2 separate regions of the Homo sapiens genome follow, and region 2 is linked to region 1. A link is an interaction called in ENCODE POLR2A ChIA-PET data of the cell type or tissue named here. Cell type or tissue: Panc1. All regions are shown on one strand.

Region 1 (2,500 bases):
TGGCGTGAACCCAGGAGGTGGAGCTTGCAGTGAGCCGAGATCGCACCACTGCACTCCAGCCTGGGTGACAGAGCGAGACTCCGTCTCAAAAAAAAAAAAAAATGGCATTACAAGGGTCCTCGTAGAAGGGAAACAGAAGGAGATTTGACACAAAAAAAAGGCAATGTGGTCACTAAAGTTATGCTGGCTTTGAAGATGCAAGAAGGAGCCATATGCTAAAGAATGCAACTGCAGAGGCTGGAAACAGCAAGAAAATGGATTCTCACGCTGCAGCCTCTTAAAGAAGCATGGCCCAGCCCATGAACACCTGGGTTTCAGCAGTGAGACTGATGTTGGTCTCCTGACTCCAGAACTATAAAATAATCTGGCCGGGTGCAGTGGCTCACACCTGTAATCCCAACACTTTGGGAGGCCGAGGTGGGTGGATCACGTGAGGTCAGGAGTTTAAGACCAGCTTGGCCAACATGGTGAAATCCCATCTCTACTAAAAATACAAAATTAGCCAGATATGGTGGCGCGCACCTGTAATCCCAGCTACTCAGGAGGCTGAGGCAGGAGAATCGTTTGAACTCGGGAGGTAGAGGTTGCAGTGAGCCGAGATCACATCATTGCACTCCTGCCTGGGCAACAAGAGTGAAACTCCATCTCAAAAAAATAAAATAAAATAATCCATATAATCCATTTCTGGCCAGGCGCGGTGGCTCACGCCTGTAATCCCAACACTTCGGGAGGCTCAGACAGGTGGATCACTTGAGGTCAGGCATTCGAGACCAGCCTGGCCAACATGATGAAATCCCATCTCTACTAAAGTTACAAAAAAAAAAAGAATAGCTGGACATGATAGCGGGCACCTGTAATGCCAGCTACTCGGGTGGCTGCGGCAGAAGAATCGCTTGAACCCGGGAGGCGGAGGCTGCAGTGAGCCAAGATCTCGCCACTGCATTCCAGCCTGGGCAAAAGAGCAGGACTCTATCTCAAAATAGTAACAATAATAATAATTATTATTTCTGTGGTTCCGAGTCACTCAATTTATGAGTAATTTGTTAGAGTCACTATAGGAAACTAATATGTACCCCAAGGGGCAAGACCCCAATTTCCCTTTGTAGAGGTTTTTACTAAAAGTAAGAGGAAATGCAACTCAGATTGGCTTCAACAACAAGGAACATTCATCAGGCCCATGGGGAACATTAGGTTGGGTTTCCATAACTGAGACTCAGAACAAGAGTGTCTCAAACAAAATAGAATGTATTTCTTACCTGACAGGCTCAGTATAAGCAAGTGAGAGCCTCTAACAAATGGAAAAACCTTCCCCCGCACCGCACGTGGGCAATGGGGTAGCCCCGGTCTTAATTGAGGTAGGAGGGCAGCAGCAGATTAACCTCCCTTTCCATTCAAAGCTGACTCTAGGGGCTGGGCTTTCCCCTCTTACATGGCCTGATGTCATAGAGCCTTCCCAGCCTGTAGGAGGGCAAACGTGACTGTACCCATTCCAACCTGTAGGAGGGCAAATGTGACTGTACCCATTCTAGAGATGGGAAAATGGAGACCTGTCTGAGAAGGAAGAAAGAGCCCGTCTGTTCAGCCAACATCTGCTAAGCACACACAAGCTAATCAGGCTCCAGATGGATGGGGGTGGGGAGCAGCTGCAAACAGACATAGGAGGATAGGAGAAGGGGAATAGTAACAGGGGGAGGGACAGGTCAATAGGTCAAAAAGACTGACGGTATATCTGCCCATCAAGAGCACTTTTTAGGCTGAGCATGGTGCCTCATGCCTATAATCCCAGCACTTTGGCAGGCCAAGGCAGGAGGATCTCTTGAGGCCAGGAGCTTGAGACCATCCTGGACAACAAAGTGAGACCCCAACTATACAGAAAAACAAAATTTTTTAGGCTGGGCACGGTGGCTCACGCCTGTAATCCCAGCACTTTGGGAGGCTGAGGTGGGCGGATCACCTGAGGTCAGGAGTTCGAGATCAGCCTGGCAAACATGGTGAAACCCTGTCTCTACTAAAAAATACAAAAATTAGCCGGGCGTGGTGGCAGGCGCCTTAATCCCAGCTACTTGGGAGGCAGAGGCAGGAGAATCATTTGAACCCAGGAGGCAGAGGTTGCAGTGAGCCGAGATCGAGCCATCACACTCAAGCCTGGGGGACAAGAACGAGACTTCTCTCAAAAAAAAAATTTTTTTTAATTAGCTGGGCATGGTGGTGCATGCCTGTAGATCCAGCTACTTGGGAGGCTGAGGTGGGAGGATCGCTTGAGCCCAGGAGATTGAGGATGCAGTGAGCTGTGATCATACCACTGTGCTCAAGCCTGGGCAACAGAGCAAAACTCTGTCTCAAAAAAAAAAAAAAAAAAAAAAAGCACTCTTAGAGGTAAGGGGACCTTCTTACAATAAAGGCTGGGTGGTCTCATGGTATAGGGGTGATAGCTACCTGGCCAATACCATCCCTCGGGACCTGGCACACAGTAGGTATTCAGGAACAGATGTTGGAATCC
Region 2 (2,500 bases), 70 kb after region 1:
TGATGTGCCTGCTTTGGCCTCCCAAAGTGCTGGGATTACAGGCGTGAGCCACTTCTACCTTCCTTTTTTTTTTTTTTTTTTTTTAATTTTTTTTCCTGAGACGGAATCTTGCTCTTTTGCCCATGCTGGAGTGCAGTGGCGCAATCTCGGCTCACTGCAACCTCTGCCTCCTGGGTTCAAGCGATTCTCCTGCCTCAGCCTCCCGAGTAACTGGGATTACAGGCGTGTGCTACCATGCCTGGTTAATTTTTTATTTTTAGTAGAGACTGGGTTTCACCATGTTGGCCAGGCTGGTCTTGAACTCCTGACCTCAAGTGATCCACCTGCCTCGGCCTCCCAAAGTGCTGGGATGACAGGCGTGAACCTGCGCTGGCCGATATCTTGATATCTTGATATGTTGCTCTGGCCCCAAGCGATTCTCCCACCTTGGCCTCCCAAAGCTCTGGGATTATAGGCTCAGCCTTGGGCTTTCTTTAATGGATTTATTTCACTTTTCCATGCTGCATCTCTGATCAGGTCTCAGAGCTCCTTCCATGACAGGACGTGTGCAACTGACTCATTCTTTGACCCACCTGCATTACAATACCAGCAGTGTTTTTTTTTTATAATCATAGAACAGCACTCAATAGGTCCATTTGGCCTATGGTGAAAAGCCGAGTCCTCCCATCCTTCCCCTGGCCCTGAAGTTCCCCATCCTACTGCACCACTATAGACACTGGCATTGGCATCACAGATTTTTTTTTTTTTTTTTCCTTTTCTCATTTTTGAGACAGAGTCTCGGTCTGTCGCCAAGGCTGGAGTGCAGTGGTGCAATCTCGGCTCACTGCAACCTCTGCCTCCCAGGCTCAAACGACCCTCCTGGCTCAGCTTCCCTAGTAGCTGGGATTACAGGCGCGTACCACCACGCCCGGCTAATTTTTGTATTTTTAGTGGAGACAGGATTTCATCATGTTGGCCCAGGCTAGTCTCAAACTCCTGACCTCAAGTGATCCGCCCACCTCAGCCTCCCAAAGTGCTGGGATGACAGGCGTGAGTCACTGCACCCGGCCTTTTTTTCCTTTTTTAAAAAAACCATTTTTGTGCTTCCTCCAAGAGATGAGTCTGTGCTTACATAAGCATAAACACAATTTCTAAATTTTCAGTTTTATTTTTTGACTGTGTAATCACAATACAACACTGGAAAGGATACAGAGAGTGAAAGTCCTCCCTCCCACCCTACCATCCGATTCCACACCCCCGAACTGGATACGAATGTTCCCCGTCTCTCCTGCGCCTTTCCTGAGATGCTGCGGGGAATACATTTTTCTTTTTTTACACAAGGAGTACATACTGTACACTCCGCTTTTTTTTTTTTTTTTTCTCACACAAGATGCTGTGAACATAAAGAGCTTCCTCATTCCTGTGCTATTCCCCACCTTTATTCTGGCAGGTCCACCCAGCTGGGTGTGAAGATCTAAATTAGTGTTTGGCGACCCCTGACTCCTCTCACATCGTTCTTGCTTCCGGATTTGAGTCCCAGTTTGATTGCTTGCTTTTGTTTTTTTTCTTTTCTTTTCTTTTCTTTTCTTTCTTTTTTTTTTTTTTTTTTTTGACACGGAGTCTTGCCCTGTCACCCAGGCTGGAGTACAATGATGCAATCTCAGCTCACTGCAACCTCCGCCTCCCAAGTTCAAACAATTATCCTGCCTCAGCCTTCCGAGTAGTTGGGATTACAGGCACCCGCCACCACACCCAGCTAATTTTTGTATTTTTAGTAGAGATGGGGTTTCACCGTGTTGGTCAGGCTGGTCTCGAACTCCTGACCTCAGGTGATCCACCCTCCTAAAACGTTAGCTGAGCATTAGCCAGGTGTGGTGGCTCATGCTTGTAATCCCAGCTCTTTGGGAGGCCGAGGCGGATGGATCACTTGAGGTCAAGAGTTCAAGACCAGCCTGGCCAACGTGGTGAAACTCTGTCTCTACTAAAAATACAAAGCTGGGCGTGGTGGCAGGTGCCTGTAATCCCAGCTACTCAGGAGGCTGAGGCAGGAGAATCGCTTGAAACTGGGAGGTAGAGGCTGCAGTAAGCCCAGATCCCACCACTGCACACCAGCCTGGGTGACAGAGCAAGACTCTGTCTCGAAAAAAAAAAACAGAAGAAACGGGAAACAGAAGTGCAGCTCTCATAGAGATGCTGTGACATCTGGGTGAGTTAGTGCATTTAGGAAACAAAAGAACATAGCGATGAAGAACCCAGCTTCTGGGGTAGGGGGGTGCCAAGTCCAAGTTCTGCTCACCACATTTCCTCAAACAAATGACAAAACCTTTCAGAGCCTCAGTTTCTTCCCATGTATAACAGGACTAATCAAACATCGCAGCCCCTCCTTTCTCACTCTTCTGGAGCTAGAACTCAGACAGCTAATCCCTGAGAAGCGCTTTATCCAGGCCAGGAATAGAGCAAGTGTGAATAACATTAGCAAATATATCTAAAGCACTTGGCAGAAAACCTGCCCCAGGCCAGG

The links. ChIA-PET counts read pairs that join two places held together with the same protein. Peaks named below come from ENCODE experiments on the same cell type or tissue, not always from the same donor. Only the 100,000 strongest peaks of a DNase experiment are listed, where the experiment ranks them.
Region 2: POLR2A ChIA-PET joins it to region 1 with 10 read pairs; 15 of 35 experiments call an interaction of 5 or more read pairs at or near these places.

The regions. Positions count from the first base shown.
Region 1 is chr19:14,579,818-14,582,317 of GRCh38, reverse strand. It overlaps a transcript of CLEC17A not described here. Among named protein-coding and RNA genes, the nearest start is that of CLEC17A, 2.0 kb to the left of the region's middle. RefSeq lists an enhancer at 1,561-1,610. In Panc1, no CTCF peak of the experiment used is centred here; no DNase peak of the experiment used is centred here.
Region 2 is chr19:14,509,527-14,512,026 of GRCh38, reverse strand. No RefSeq gene overlaps it. Among named protein-coding and RNA genes, the nearest start is that of DNAJB1, 7.6 kb to the left of the region's middle. In Panc1, no CTCF peak of the experiment used is centred here; no DNase peak of the experiment used is centred here; H3K27ac peaks cover 403 bases.